2 separate regions of the Homo sapiens genome follow, and region 1 is linked to region 2. A link is a loop called in an ENCODE intact Hi-C map of the cell type or tissue named here. Cell type or tissue: ascending aorta. All regions are shown on one strand.

What was found. Peaks named below come from ENCODE experiments on the same cell type or tissue, not always from the same donor. Only the 100,000 strongest peaks of a DNase experiment are listed, where the experiment ranks them.
Region 1: a loop joins it to region 2, with 5 times the contacts of the local background. A loop is called at or near these places in 2 of 110 quality-filtered maps.

What each region holds. Positions count from the first base shown.
Region 1 is chr15:59,297,515-59,305,514 of GRCh38, reverse strand. All of the region lies in intron 1 of MYO1E (myosin IE), which reads left to right. Among named protein-coding and RNA genes, the nearest start is that of MYO1E, 71 kb to the left of the region's middle. RefSeq lists silencers at 1,122-1,298, 7,181-7,240. In ascending aorta, no CTCF peak of the experiment used is centred here; DNase peaks (open chromatin) are centred at 24, 1,224, 4,574 and 4,984; H3K4me3 peaks cover 668 bases; H3K27ac peaks cover 4,569 bases.
Region 2 is chr15:58,930,141-58,938,140 of GRCh38, reverse strand. It overlaps SLTM (SAFB like transcription modulator), which reads left to right and starts at 4,462. Exons shown (of 21, transcript NM_024755.4): 1 at 4,462-4,737; 2 at 5,698-5,785. The coding sequence starts at 4,576. RefSeq lists enhancers at 4,016-4,105, 4,126-4,265, 4,556-4,795 and silencers at 4,296-4,475, 4,846-5,105. In ascending aorta, a CTCF peak has its summit at 4,083; a DNase peak (open chromatin) is centred at 4,200; H3K4me3 peaks cover 3,219 bases; H3K27ac peaks cover 3,972 bases.

The DNA of each region.
Region 1 (8,000 bases), 370 kb before region 2:
ATTTAAGTTACTGTGGAATAGGCTGGGCGTGGTGGCTCATGGCTGTAATCCTAGCACTTTGGGAGGCTGAGGTGGGCGGATCACTTGAGCTCAGGAGTTCGAGACCAGCCTGGGCAACATGGCAAAACTCCATCTCTACTAAAAATACAAAAAATTAGCCGGGCATGGTGGTGTGTGCTTGTAGTCCCAACTACTCAGAAGGCCGAGGTGGGAGGATTGCTTGATCCCGGGAGGCAGAGGTTGCAGTGAGCTGAGATCATGCCACTGCCCTCCAACCTGGGCGACAGAGTGAAACCCCATCTCGATAGATAAATAAATAATAAATAAATTGTGGAATGATCTTCTTTGACATTCTGCTAGATATGAAGGCTGCTTAGAGGCAGTTGTTTGAGAAAGAAAAAAGCAAGCCCTGACCTCCAGGAACTGGTGACAGTGGACGCTATACACCACTCGTTCACAGTGTTGCTCGACGCTGGTCAGGTGCTCACAGCTCGGCCATGTTGTCTTCCTGTTGGCCATAAGCCGACTCACAGAGCACTGACCTTGGACAAGGTCATGGTGAAACCATGGTAAATAGAGACAAAGCAAAGCCACTTCATATTTTTTTCTGAGCACAGACACAAAAAAGTTTCCTGTAGGACCCATAATTTTGATTATGACAGGGTAAAGACAAGTTCCATTTTCTAGGATTTGATTTGAGCCAAGGTCAATGAATAGCTTATTTTGTAGCTTAATTGACAACAGTAAATACTTTTGCAGTCTTAGGTCCCGCTTGATCTGTACTAGGGAGGGTAATTTGAACCAAGAGCCTGATTCCCGGGCATTTCTGCCCTAACCAGATCACGGGCTAAGGATGCAACAGAGCATAGTTTCAGCAGAGCCCCCTTGAAAAAAAAGTTATGCTGAATCCATGATGCAACATCCATTTGAAATGAGGAAAAAGAAGGCAAAGATGACATGATTTATTTTGTGTCATACCTAAATAATTAGAAGAAAGCCCCTTTTTCTAGTAGCACCTATAAAAATTTCACTGGGCTTTGGAGGTCTAAAGGGAAATTCTAGCACATATTTCAGCTCCAGTTAATCCAAGGTTACCATCATCTCAGTTTTGTGAAGAGATGGAAAGAAGCCAACTGAAACAGTAGCGTAGGAACCCAGCCCTGCCTTTTGCTTTATATGTGACCTTGGCCACGTACCTGACCTTCACCTTTCTCATATAGAAAAAGAAAATAGGCGGGCCGCAGTGGCTCACGCCTGTAATCGCAGCACTGTGGGAGGCCAAGGCAGATGACTCACCTGAGGTCAGGAGTTTGAGACCAGCTTGACCAACATGGTGAAACCTCATCTCTACTAAAAATACAAAAATTAGCTAGGCGTGGCGGTGTGTGCCTGTAATCCCAGCTACTAGAGAGACTAACGCAGGAGAATCGCTTGAACCCAGGAGGCAGAGGTTGCAGTGAGCCAAGATTGCGCCGTTGCACTCCAGCCTGGGTGACAAGAGCGAAACTCCCTCTAAAAAAAAAAAAAAAAAAGAAAGAAAAGAAAATGAAAATAGAGACGCCTGCCTGATACTCCTCCAGGCATCACTTTAATGTGTATGGAAACTCTTAACTGTGAAAGGCCATATATCCAGGAAACGGGCCATTATATTCCTGCTGTTGTTGTTAATTTTATCAGAAGAGAGTCCTACACTGCCGACTCAGTAGAACAAGTAGCTTTTGAGCAATGGTTTTGTGTGCAGTCACTGTGCCTGGTGTTTTGTGCCACCGCCTTTCCCTGTCACATTTGTGAGCCAGGGAGAGGGGCAAATGCGAGATGATCACACTTCAGTGCCACTACTCGCAGATACCATCTCGCTGTGGGATTATGCTGCTTACTCCGAGGAGAGATCTGGAAGGCACTGTTGCCTCTTGCTTTTGCATTTTATGTATCTATTTATTTATCTTTTTTAATTTCTTCCTTTTTATTTATTTCTTTCTTTATTTTTAGACAGAGTCTCACTTTATTACCCAGGCTGGAGTGCAGTGGTACGGTCTCGGCTCACTGCAACTTCTGCCCCTCGGGTTCAAGCAATTCTCCTGCCTCAGCCTCCTCAGTAGCTAGGAAAGGGTCTCACTGTGTTGCCCAGGCTGAAGGACTATGGCACAATCCCGTCTCACTGCAGCCTCGACCTCCTGGCTCAGGTGATTCTCCCATCTCAGGCTCCCAAGTAGCTAGAACTACAGGCACATGCCACCACCACACCCGGCCAATTTTTGTATTTTTGGTAGAGACAGGGTTTCGCCACGTTGCTCAGGCTGGCTTTTGCATTTTAGATGATGGATTTTATCAAGCTGACATCTAATTCTAACAATCAAATTTAGACTTGATGAGGGTCTGAAGCTGAAGACTTTATTTGCAGCATGGAACTCACCTGCCAAGCTGGCTTCTCAAAATACCAGCCAGGCATTACATTTTCTTCTGTGTGGGAACCAGTTAATATGTAGGTGGCTTGGAGTGATTCTGAGGGGTATTCTCACCAGACAACAACTGAAAGTTTCCTTTCTCCACTCTAGAGATGCCTTGGCCTAAGAGATTGTATTCATAGGTGCCCTGGTCAAAATGTCCTTCTCCCCTGGGCAGGACTGGAGACAGCTTTACCAGTCCTTAACTTCCAATGCCATTTTTAGCTTCTAAATTGGCAAGTGTCTTTTATTTACTTTCAATAATTTTTAACATATTTGTATAATTTATATAGTGTCCAGAGTTTATAATGTATTACTTTACACCTCATTTTTCAGTTGTAAATGGAATAAAATTGATCAAGCCCCAAGGTGTGTCAGGCACTGTGTTAGATGGACTCTGGAGATTCAGAGAAAAAGAGACAGATTTCTTTGCTCAGGTGGCATGCAGCGCCTAGTCAAAAAATCAGTTGTGTTATGTCTAATTAAGGTCAAGACGACATGTGAAATCCAATAATACAGATGAGTCCTAGACACAGAACTTTTCCTCCTGGCCTCATGAGTTAGATTGTGGCACCCTTGTCATGGATGAGGAAAGTGAGACTAAGCGGCCTTAAGTGACTGCAGTGGTCACCCAGCTAAGGTGTTCTGACTTCTAAATACTGGCCTTGTCTACCCAGCACACTGCCCCGCGTCTCACCTTGTCAGCATTCTTTTGCAGTATGTTGCCATTTCAAGATGGCATGTTAATGTCTGTGATCATATAGAAGGTCTATTTTGGGGTGCCTTTTTTCTCAAGACATTTAGGACAGTGCCTTCGTTAATTGGACATGTCCCTAAATCTTACTTGAGTCACAAACTGATCCCCTCATTGGCACGCTGGTTTCTGTTAGCCTCAAGGTGTACTCTTTTCTAACTTTTCCTGCCTTTTTTTCTCCCCACATCTGATGCTCATGGTGCCTGGGACTTTCCTGAGAATTGGCCAGACCCCATGTTCTTATTACCTCCAACAGAGGCTTTAGTTCTGCCAGGCAGGGGACGAACCTACCTTTACGTAGGTGTTCTGTTTGCATTAGTTTGAAAATGGGTTTGAGGGCAGGGGAAGGTAAGTTATTTGAGTGCATAGCAATTAGGATGAGGGTATGTATTAGGAAAAACGAATCAGTAGTATCACAGATGATCTCTTGATGTTATCAAAATAACTCATTGATATGACATCTTCAGGTTAGCTTTCCCGTTCTCTATCTTGGAAGTCAACCCTGTGAGGTTGGAAACAAAAGAGTTAAAGAGAATCCCCTGGGCCACCCAGCCAGTAGTAAGTCGCAGAAGAGGAATTTGGAGTCCGCTCTTCAGGCTCCAGCAGGCTCCAGTGCTAAGCCTCTTCTCTCTGCCAGGTCATGGCAGAATATGGACTTAGCCACAATAAAGCTGCCTCAAGGACCGAGGAGAGTGGTTGTTACTGACTGACTTTATTCCTCTCAGCATCCAAGAAGATCTCTTCAATTAAACATTATAGCCTTCGGGCATTAGCCCAGGAGACACAGTTGAGGGTCCTAGGTGCTTTCACTTAAGGCAGGGCTGTTGAGTCGGTGAGGGGATGAGGGCATCTCAAAAGAAGGCTGGCTTTCAGGATTGCACAGAGATGTTCCTGCTCCCAGCAGACTGGGGTAAAATTTCCTGGGAATGAGGGCATTTCTGAGGAAAAGAGAAGGGAAATTTTGTTGACTACAAGTTGCTATAGTATAAATGGGAGAATTAATCTATTTTTAAATGCTCAGATGTAAAGATACATTCTTATTGTTGAATCCATATTTTCCTCAAAAGAGAGTGGAGACATTAATTAGGAAGACATTTTTAATACATCTTGAGGATTCAGAGGCTGCCACTGATAAAATTTAAAAAGGAAAACAAATGTGCCAGGTGCGGTGGCTCACACCTAGCACTTTAGGAGGTCGAGGCAGACGTATCACCTGAAGTCAGGATTTCAAGACCAGCCTGGCCAACATGGTGAAGCACCATGTCTACTAAAAGTACAAAAATTAGCCAGGTATGGTGGCATGTGCCTGTAATCCCAGCTACTCCAGAGGCTGAGGCAGGAGAATCTCTTGAACATGGGAGGCAGAGGTTGCAATGAGCTGGCATGGTGCCAGTGCACTCTAGCCTGGGCAACAGAGCAATACTCTGTCTCAAAAAAAAAAAAAAAAAAAGAAAAAAAAGGAAAAAAAGAAAGATATACAATAAGCTCCCTCCTCCAAGAGTTTGTTATGATTGTGATTTTATCGTTTGGCTAGCTTCTTAGAGCTAGCCTGTGAGACCTTCAAGAAAGCCTGTCAGGATTTTTCATAATCATAGCTCCAACAAAAGAGGGGCAGTTTGGGAATTTCTTTTTTAATGGGAACCCCGGAAGATTTATAGCTAGAAGGCGATCACAGGTTTCTAGATCAGTGCACCAGCGTTCAGCTTCCTTTTACAACATGTGGCCCACTTCCAGGTTTCAAAAAGTGTGACCGCATCATGGGTAGACTCACTTCCTCTTGTGCTTAGGTCTGAGAATGAGCGGGCAGAGTGGGGAAATAGCAGTGGGTGGGGAGGGTGGTGTCTGAAGATGTTTGTGGGAGTGTCCAGTGGTTCTAAGCCTCTAGAAGTATCTTTGCCAATAAAGACTCAGAAATGGGAATGGGGGTGTGTGTGCACACCAGAAATGGCCGTGTGTGTGTGCCTGTGTGCACCAGAAATGACCGTGCGTGTGTGTGTGTGTCTGTGTGTGTGTGTGTGTGCGCGTGCTGGGCAGGCAGAGCCATGGGAACAGGAAAACCCAGCACCCCCTTCAGCCTTTTCCTAGGGACTGGCATTCATTGCCAGGCATGCTGGTTGGGAAGAACTGCCCAAGATTTTCATCTAGAAGAGATTCAAGAGGACCCAAAGCCCAGGCTCTTAGGATTTCACCAGATGATAAATTATAAAGTAGCTGACTGGTTTGTGGTGAACAGTTGCTCAAATGCCCTTTTAGCTTCTCAGTGGTGACAAAGTATATCTCACGGAGATCTTACATTACATTAAAGATTTAGGGGTTCCAGTTAGGATATTTAAAACCTTTGCCAGATAGGAGATGGTATCACATACCTCACACCAAATTTGTGCGTCTCACAGCTGGGCATTGAGATTTTTAAAATAGCAACTTCTGAGTGGAAAATTGTTAGGGAAAATCTAATCAACTTAATTTAAATGGCATAAATGATGATTAGAGCTAATTATCGTCAGAATTTGGGCTGGTGTTTCTAAAATGAAACTACAGAGTTTCTTTAAATGGGGTCATCAGGTTAGGATTCAGTTGTCAAGAAAGATCAATGATTTGTGTGAACTCACAGTCTTCTCAGCTTACCTGGTAGCCAGGGGTAATATTTCACACTTCGGAGTGAATTGCATTTATATTCTTTTTCTTCATAGCTCACTCAGGATTTTTAGAAGATGAAAGAATTGAATCTTATGGCAACAAAGCCCATTTCTTCACAGTGGAACTATAAATGCAGACTTAAGTAATTAATTTGTAAACCTTTGTATCTTTTTAAAACATCATCCTATCCCCAAGGCCTAACATAAGTTTTGTTGACTAGGTGAAATGATTGAATCAGTGAATGATTGAATAAATGAAAAATATAGGATGCAGTTCAGGAAAGAAAACCACAAGAGTGCGGCGGCTATTTAAAAAATGCCATCCCTGTAATTACTGTTATTGCCAATTCCTGTTTGTGTTTATGAAGCCTGAGGAATTTTGGAGGGCACTACCAGTAATTTGTATCTCATTACTCAAGCTAAGGGAGGGATAAATGAATCCTAAATGTAAACCTTTTACCGTCAAAATGGAAAACCTGTGTTTTTCCAGTGATGTGTCAGCAGTAGCTATTAATATTAAAATCACGAACCTACACACATACCTTTAAGAAATGGACTCCAGGCTTGTAAAACATGTGGCCGTAATATTGGCAGAGCAAGAATCTTTGGCCTCTGAATAAGCTCACTGGCCTTCATGTCTGTGATAATTTGCCATAGAGACCAGGCTTTTTTTCTGAGGATCTATCCCAGTCACTGTAGTTGTGGAAGTGGTGGTTCTTGTATAACAAAGTCATCTGAGGTAATATTTCCACACAATAATTTTTAGCAAAAAGAAAATGTTTAATGGTTATCCCAGGTGGCAGCAGATTCCCTTGTGGAAACAAGAATGGCGGGAATCAAAGGTTGGGCATAGAGAAGAACTTTCCTCTTTGTGATTCAAGGACAGATGTTGGCAACCTCTTTGAACTGAATGATTGGACTCCATCCTTTTCACTCATGTTGTCCTTTACCCCCAGTCCTCACCTGGATTTAAGCGATCTGGTCTGAAAGAACTCCTTCCATTTCTACCCTTTAAATAGGTTCTTATTTAATGCCACTGTAGTCAAGGAAGAGAGGGGGAACAGGATTGGAGCAGGGGTGAGGTTCACAGGCACCCCGAGGGAGGAAACCAGACGTGAACATCCCACACATAGCAGCTTTGCATATGGACAGACCTGATTTCCTTCTATGCCTCTTCCCACAGTGCTGTCTGGGCCATTAAGAATCACCTTGACTCATAGTTCTGGTTTTCAGTTCAGCTTCTAGGAATGCATGATTTCACACCTTGTGGAGGTAGAACGCAGTATCACTGATCAGGGCACAGCTATCGGGCAACCTCAGCCTCTCTGGAACTCAGCGGGCTGTGAGGAAGTCATGTATCTAAGAAGCCCAAACACATACTCCATGGCCCTTGACTGTCTGAAAAACTCAGTTTCGGAGTTTAATACATTCCCCCAGGGTACCAAATAACTAGATTTGTAAATGTAAATTTTTTCAGTCAGTTCTTAAGGTTTGATGAGGAACAGGATATTTACATAGTCGCAAAGTATCTCACCACAAATCACTTTGCATTTGTAATAGGAAAAATTACGCAGTGGGGAAGTTGGAAAATACTTAACCAAATGATGAAAGTGAATATCACCTACAAATATCATGTACCTCTGGACATCATGCCCTCAGAAGGACACAAAATTATTTGCCTAGAATTCTAGTCAAAAATGTGAAAGATGAATCTAAGTATGACAAATATCAGGCAAACTCAAATGGAGGGAAATTCTATAAAATAACTTGCCTGAACTGTTTAAAATGTCACCATCATAAAAGACAAAGGAAAACTCATGCCTGTAATCCCAGCACTTTCAAAGCCCACGGTGGGAGGATCACTCGAGCTTAGGAGTTCAAGACCAACCCGGGCAACATAGTGAGACCTCATCTGTACTAAAATTCAAAAAAATTAGCCAAGCATGGTAGTGCACACCTGTAGTCCCAGCTACTCCAGGGCTGAGGTGGGAGGATCACTTGAGCCCAGGAGGTCGAGGTGGCAGTGAGCCCTCATCGCACCACTGTACTCCAGCCCAGGCCACAAGAGCACGACCCTGTCTCAAAAAATTATAAAAATTTTAAAAGCCAGACATGGTGGCTTTTTATCCCAGCACTTTGGGAGGCTGAGGCAGGCAGATCACCTGA
Region 2 (8,000 bases):
ATCGCTTGAACCTGGAAGGCGGAGGTTGCAGTCAGCTAAGATCACACCACTGCACTCCAGTGGCAAGACTCCATCTCAAAAAAAAAAAAAAAAAGTAAACATTTATCTTATATTTGCTCCTATGAAGGCAATCTAATGTTTTTCTCTGCCTCCTTTAAGATTTTCTCTTTGATCTTCTTCTGTAGTTTCACTATGATGTGTCTTGCATGATTTTAAAATGTATCCTACTTGGGCTTTGTTGAACTTCTTGAATCTATGGATCGATATGTTTCTTAAATTTTAGAAAATTTTCATCTATGATCTCTTCAGAGATTGGTTTGACCCCATTCTCTTTTCTTTCTGAAATTTCAACTACAATTATTTTGGATTTCTCTCTGAATTCTGTCTGTCCCTCACTGTCTGTGCTGGATATCTCCAATTTCTCCCTTCTCCAATCCTCTATTCTGTGTCCTAAGAGGCAGATATTTATTTATTTATTTATGTTTTAGATGGAGTCTTGCTCTGTTGCCTAGGCTGGAGTGCAGTGGTGCAATCTCAACTCATCGCAACCTCTGCCACCCGGTTCAAGCGATTCTCCTGCCTCAGCCTCCTGAGTAGCTGGAACTACAGGCGCCTGTCACCATGCTTGGCTACTTTTGGTATTTTTAGTAGAGACGGGGTTTCACCATGTTGGCCAGGCTGGTCTCGAACTCCTGACGTCAGGTGATCCTCCCGCCTCGGCCTCCCAAAGAGCTGGGATTACAGGCGTGAGCCACCGTGCCTGGCCTAGACACTGTAATTTAAAAAATATTTGTAAAAGCAACTTGTGAACATAGGTAATTTGTTGTATGTCCCTTCAAGGATAATTTACATTTGCTTCTGCTAGGTAGCAGTGGCATTAATATGACACCGTTAGGTCTTACAACATGACTTCATGTCATTAGCATGACATCAAGATGGCTGCAGTCTTTGCAAGGCTTTCCTTACTCTAAGTTCATGTTTTCTTCTAGAGAGCAGTCCTTTAGTGTCTCAAAAGTAAGTCTGGGGCCAGGCACGGTGGCTCATGCCTGTAATCCCAACACTTTGGGAGGCCGAGGCAGGCAGAGTACTCGAGGTCAGGAGTTCGAGAACAGCGAGGTCAGGAGCATAAGACCAGCCTGGCCACCATGGTGAAACCTCGTCTCTACAAAAATACAAAAATTTAGCTGGGCACGGTGGCGCATGACTGTAATCCCATCTGCTCAGGAGGCTGAGGCAGGATAATCACTTGAAGCCGGGAGGTGGAGGTTGCAGTGAGCTGAGATTGGGCCACGACACTCCAGCCTGAGTGACAGAGCAAGGCTCCGTCTCAAAAAAAACAAAGTAAACAAAAATACCCCAAAAAACAACAACAAAAAAACTAAGTTTGGGATGGCAAATCAGGCCCCCTTCCTTTGGCAGACTCGGCTCCACCTTTTATCCCTTAAATCACCCAAAAGTGGTGCTCAAATCTCACCTGTCTTTCAGCATTAGCAAACAGCTTCTTTTATTCCAAATGGTGGTCTCATCTCTCTAGATTTCAGCCTTCTCTCAAATTTTGGCCCAGTAATTTCTCATTACCTTGTTATTTCTTTTATGGTTTTTATGTTTTAAAAAGTTTCAAAATGTAGGCCGGGCGCAGAGGCTGACGCCTGTAATCCCAGCGCTTTGGGAGGCCGAGACGGGCGGATCATGAGGTCAGGAGATCGAGACCATCCTGGCTAACACGGTGAAACCCTATCTCTACTAAAAATGCAAAAAAATTAGCCAGGCATAGTGGCAGGTGCCTGTAGTCCCAGCTACTCGGGAGGCTGAGGCAGGAGAATGGCGTGAACCCGGGAGGCGGAGCTTGCAGTGAGCCGAGATTGTGCCAATGCACTCCAGCCTGGGCGACTGAGTGAGACTCCATCTCAAAAAAAAAAAAAGTTTCAAAGTGTTTTGTCAAACATCTTCATTATCTTCAGAGAGACATCTATATGATTTATCTCCCCATCACTATTTAATATAACCTATGTGCTTTTCATTAAGATAAGTACACAATAATGTAACTATTGTCAAAAGGAAATAGCTGAGTCAAATGAAGATGTTTCAAGGTAGGAAAGGTTTAAAAGCCTGTTCGGGCTAGGTGTGATGGCTCACGTCTGTAATCCCAGCACTTTGGGAGGCTGAAGCAGGAGGATAGTGTAAGACCAGGAATTTGAGACCAGCCTGGGCAACATAGTGAGACCCTGTCTCTACAAAAAAAAAAAAAAAAAAAAGAAAAGAAAAGAAAAATTAGCTGGGTGTGCTGGCATGCTACTTGAGAGGCTGAGGGGGAAGGATCACTTGAGCCCAGGAGTTTGAGACCAGACTGGGCAACAACGTGGTGAAACCCTGTCTCTACAAAAAATACAAAAATTAGCCAGGCATAGTGGCAGGCGCCTGTAGTCTAGCTATTCAGGAGGCTGAGGTGGGAGGATCACTTGAGCCTGGGAGGTTGAGGCTGCAGTGAGCCATGATCACGCCACTGCACTCCAGTCTGGGTGACACAGTGAGACCCTGTCAAAAGAATAAAAATAAAAACAAAAACAAAAAAAAGAGAGAGTGTAACTGTAAGTTCCCAGATAAATCTCTTAAAATCTTGAGGGCTGGGCCAGAAGATTTTTTTTTCTTTTTTTCTTTTTGAGACGGAGTCTAGCTCTGTTGCCCAGGCTGGAGTGCAATGGCGTGATCTCAGCTCACTACAACCTCCGCCTCCTGGGTTCAAGCGATTCTTCTGCCCCAGCCTCCCAAGTAGCTGGGATTACAGGTATGCACCACCATGCCCGGCTAATTTTTTGTATTTTTAGTAGAGATGGGGATTCACCATGTTGGCCAGGCTGGTCTTGAACTTCTGACCTCTAGTGATCCACCCACCTCAGCCTCCCAAAGTGCAGGGATTACAGGCATGAGCCACAGCACCCAGACTTTTTTTTTTTTTTTGAGACAGGATCTTGCTCTGTTGCCCAGGGTGGAGTGCAGCGGCCGGATCTCACTGCAACCCCTGCCTTCCGGGTTCAGGTGATTCTCCTGCCTCAGTCTCCCGAGTAGCGGGGATTACAGGTGCTCACCACCACACCCGGCTAATTTTTGTATTTTTTGTAGAGACGGGGTTTCTACTAAACCCTGTATCTTGGCCAGTTTGGTCTTGAACTCCTGACCTCAAGTGATGGGCCAGAAGATTTCTAAGGAGTCTTGCATTCTAAACTTCTATTATTGTGAATCCAATGTTGTAGCAGAGACAGAGCTGGATTTGGAATCAGGAGCCTGGGATTTGAGCACAGCTCGGCCACATACCAGCTGTGTGAACATGGGCAAGTCATTTAATCTCTCTAAGCCTCACGGAGATTTACTTGACAGACTTGGGAAGGATTAAGGGGGTTACTGTACGTCAAAGTGCCTTATAAACTGTAAAGAACTACCCTAATGTCAGGTATTCTTTTATAATGTCCAGTCTTCCTTTTTTTTGAGCCAATCAGAAAAAGTAACCTAAAGTGAGTCAGATCTCAGGAATTTAAGTTGTAAAACCAGGAAATACAGTATAGTTAATTGTGCATCATAATCACCTTATGGAATTTATAGAATCGTTTTATTTTATCAATGCTTGCACTTTGATAATGAATAATACAAGGTAAAATTACAAATAGGTACTCACTTGTACAGGCCGATCCTCCATAAGAAGATGCTCACTGTTCTTGGAATCCCAAATTTTGGGGGGCAAAATAGTGAACACAGTATATGATAACGGCAACAAGTACTTATAAGCTAGTTTTCTCTTTCATTGAACAATTTCGTGTTGAGCCATCAGGTCTACCGGGGAGGATAGCAAACCTGAGGCCAACAAGAAAGAAGTTTTCCTGTTTTTCAAGTGAGGAAGGGCAGCCCTAGAATAACCTAAGCTGCCATGGGCAGGGCGATGATGTTTTCTCCTGAGACAGCCAATGAGCCATGTGTCAAAGGCCAGCCCTTCCTATTCTTTGGACTAACAGCCCTAGAACTGCTTTGAGGTCTTTTGAATGGAACTCGGGGAACCTAGTTCGTTGGTGCACACCGGCGACAATTTTTCGATTATTCAGCAGAACTGATAAAGTATTTCCTTGAGAGGTTCAGCGCGCGCACGCGCCCCCTCGGTTTGTGTTGAGTAACGCGCGCACTATGTCATTCAGTGCCCGCACATCGTTGTTGCTCAAGACTCAAGACGTTGCAAGAAAATGGCTAACGAAGCGACGAGAGAACGGCGGCGCGGCGGACGTTGCTGCGGTAGGACGTGCCCGACCTCCCAGTCCACACAAGGGAGCGCACCGCCCAAGTGGCCGCGGCCCGCTCGACCGAGCGCGCCGCTGCCGGTCCCTGCGCCAACGCGCACGCGCGGCCGTCATCCGGGTGCTGGCGGCTGCTGCTGCAGGTTGCGCTAGGGTGGCGGACCGGGGGAGGGGCCAGCGGCTCATTGTGCGCAGCGCTGCGCGGCGCCGGCGGCCGCCGAGGCCTGGGTGGAAGTTGGCGCTGCTGCCGCCGCCCTGCAGCCCACTCGCTGCCTCGGCAGCGCGCTGCTCTTCTAAGATGGCTGCCGCTACCGGTGCGGTGGCAGCCTCGGCCGCCTCGGGTCAGGCGGAAGGTAAAAAGATCACCGATCTGCGGGTCATCGATCTGAAGTCCGAGCTGAAGCGGCGGAACTTAGACATCACCGGAGTCAAGACCGTGCTCATCTCCCGACTCAAGCAGGTGAGGCCCGGCGAGGACCGGAAAGGACCGGGAAGGGGAACTTAGGCCGCGCCTCGGCGCCCCGCTTCCGCCGCAGCCTCCGGCTGCCCGCAGCCGCTGGGACCTGCGGAACGGCATGGTAGGGAGGCCAGGGGCGGCTCCCGCGAGCGTGGAGGACGGGGACCCTTCCGCGGTGCCCCCGCCCCGCGCCCCGGGCCGGGCCGGGCCTGCGAGGGACCGGCCACCGCAGCCCAGCGTGCCTCCGCCTCCCCGGGACGTCCCCGCCAGGCTGCGAGGGTTGCGGCCGGCCGGCGCGGCCTCCCAAGGGCGATCGCGGAGACCTGGGAGGCGCTGGCTCCCCAGCCTTTAGCCATGGTGAGCGTGTGCATTTCTTGGCCTCAGAGGGAATGGTTACTTTGGTGACTTCTGCGAAGTTACCGTTTAATTGTGCCCAACCGTTTCTTCCCCATCTTGAGGGGGAATTGGTAGTGGGAGTTGATGGGTGGGTGACAGAGTTTTTGTTTTCCACTAGGCTTTTAGTTTTTGCATCAGCGCAATAATTACTTTTTCTTTCCTGATTAGCTTTCTGGTTTGAGTGAGCGTTGGAATTGTAGCAGAGGAGCAGTAAGTTTGCATTACAGAAACTAGGAAAACTCTTTTTAGTTATTTACTTTAGTAGCTAGCAACTTTTCTGCAATAGAACATATTTGGATTTTTGGCCAGTATGATGTGATATTTAATTATCTTGACACGGTAGAATTTAAAACTCCTTGCGATTTTGATACCTAATGATTTTTTTCCCCTGAAAGTTTCTCTCACTCTTTCGTGTAGTTTAATTGCTCATTTTTGAAGTCGGTTGATGAAATGACTGGCAATTCTAATGTCTTGAGGCTTGAGGTTTGCTAAATTTTTTTTCATTTCGTTTTTATAAAATAAGTTTAGATAGATTGTGTAGCATATTAACTTCTCTTTCTAATGTAGGCTATTGAAGAGGAAGGAGGCGATCCAGATAATATTGAATTAACTGTTTCAACTGATACTCCAAACAAGAAACCAACTAAAGGCAAAGGTTGTTACGAGTTATGAACATGTTTTAAAATATATTTTGGTTATATAACTTGCCTCTGCTCTTGTGCCTCTTGCCCTGTTTATATAGTGCTACTCTTTGCTATTTCCCTCTGGCAGTCTGCCTTCTTGGGTCAAGGAAGAAAAGTTACTGTTGCCAGGCTTTGGGTGACTTGTAGCCCTTAAGATTCGGCTGAAGCTGATTAGAAAGTGAGAACAGTTCTTTATTGCTTCCGGAAAAAATTACAAAGTCAAGTTGTGTAATGATGCTTCATAGTGTGAAGACCTGAATAAAATACAGTTTAACACATGTCTACCTTGCCCCACAATTGGCAGAGTTTTGATGGAATTCCTACCAAATCTTTTACCTTGCCTCCTTGCTGTTTTCTTTAGTATATTAAAATTCTATAACCTTTATGTTTAGTACTTTGTTTGACTTGGTGAACTTAATTTGCATTTATGCCATTATACCTCCTAATTTTTAGTGAAATTCAAAAAGACCTCACCAATCATACTAACAAGGTAGAGGGAAAAATCCATGATTAATTAGCTTAAAAAAGTTTTAAATTATAGGGATGTTAAAGATTCTTATTTTTAACTTTTAAGCTAGAGCAAAATATATTTATTTCTAGGATATAATGATTTAGTGACTAGCTAAAAGTGGTTTTAAATGAACGTTTTGCAGTATGAATGGAACTTAGGTATTTTTTAAAGCTTCTTGGTAAATGAAACCTTTATTTGAATAACTGCAAATTTCTCCCTCCTATAAGGACAGTGGCAGAGGGTGGACATGATATATCTGGATTCTGGTCTTTACCTACAATTTTCATGCAGAGTTTGTCATGAACAGCTGCTGCATTTTTTGTAATCTAATTTTCTTTACTGCTTTAAGTGATCCAAGTGTTACTCCCAACCACTGAATGATTGCAACTAAAATAAAATGAATGGATTAATATTGAAAAGGGAATATTAAATTTTGATCTTAAGCACACCTGGGTATCAGAGATGAGGACAACTCACTATTTTAAGTCTTCCTAGGTTAGGAGAGTCCCCTGTTTGTGCCAAAGGAAATTGAAAAGGGCTAATAAGCATTCCCTGGGAGAGGTGGGGATGTAGTTTAGAGAAGTAAAAAAGTTATCTTAAAGGTAGCTTTTAAGATAACTCTGACTCAGTGTATCACTTTGAGAGATACATTTTCTGTATTTAAAGAAGCTTGTCATGAGAAGACTGCCAACAAACCAGAGGCTATTTCAAAATGGAAAACGATAGAAATTCAGAAATAAGTATATCAGGAATTAACCATGTGTCTTGCAGTAGTTTTGATTCATATCTTTTACCTAGCATGCTGTGCTAGTTTGACAGGTACTGTGTATTAATCATAGTCCCAGGTTGTTTGAGTTGACTATTATTTTAGCATTGAAAATAAACATGATTTATTCCTTTCTCACCTACTTTTAATTTCTCTGTATATCCCTTTTTCAGTTTTGACTAGGAACATCATTTATCTCTTATTATTAGAAATAATTTCAGCAATATAAAATTTTAAGGGTTTTTTCAATACATTTTATGACAGGTATATATATCTATATATATGATATATAGATTATATATAGGTGTATATATATCATATATGATATATATATATATTTTTTAATAGGGTATTGCTCTGTTGCCCAGGCTAGAGTGCAGTGGTGCCTAGCTCTTTGCAGCCTCAAACTCCTGGGCTTAAGTGATCCCTCCCACCTTAGCCTCCCTGGTAGCTGGGACTACAGGCATGTGCCACCACAACATTTTAAATAAGTAAACATTATTTATTTTTATCAGTATGTTTGCTAATTTTTTTCTTTGTATGGGTTATACTTGAACTTTATTCCATAACTCTGATGTTAAGAGGTCTTAAGGTATTCAGTTAGAAGTTGTAACATTTGGGGGCCGGGTGCAGTGGCTCACGCCTGTAATCCCAGCAGTTTGAGAGGCTGAGGCGGGTGGATCACCTGCGGTCGGGAATTCGAGAGCAGCCTGGCCAACATGGCCAAACCCCATCTCTACTAAAAATACAAAAAAAAAAAAAAAAAAAATAGCTGGGCATGGTGGCGCGCGTGCCTGTAGTCCCAGCTACTCGGGAGGCTGGGGAGGCTGAGACAGGAGAATCGCTTGAACCCAGGAGGTGGAGGTTGCAGTGAGCTAAGGTCACTCCACTGCAGTCCAGCATGAGACCC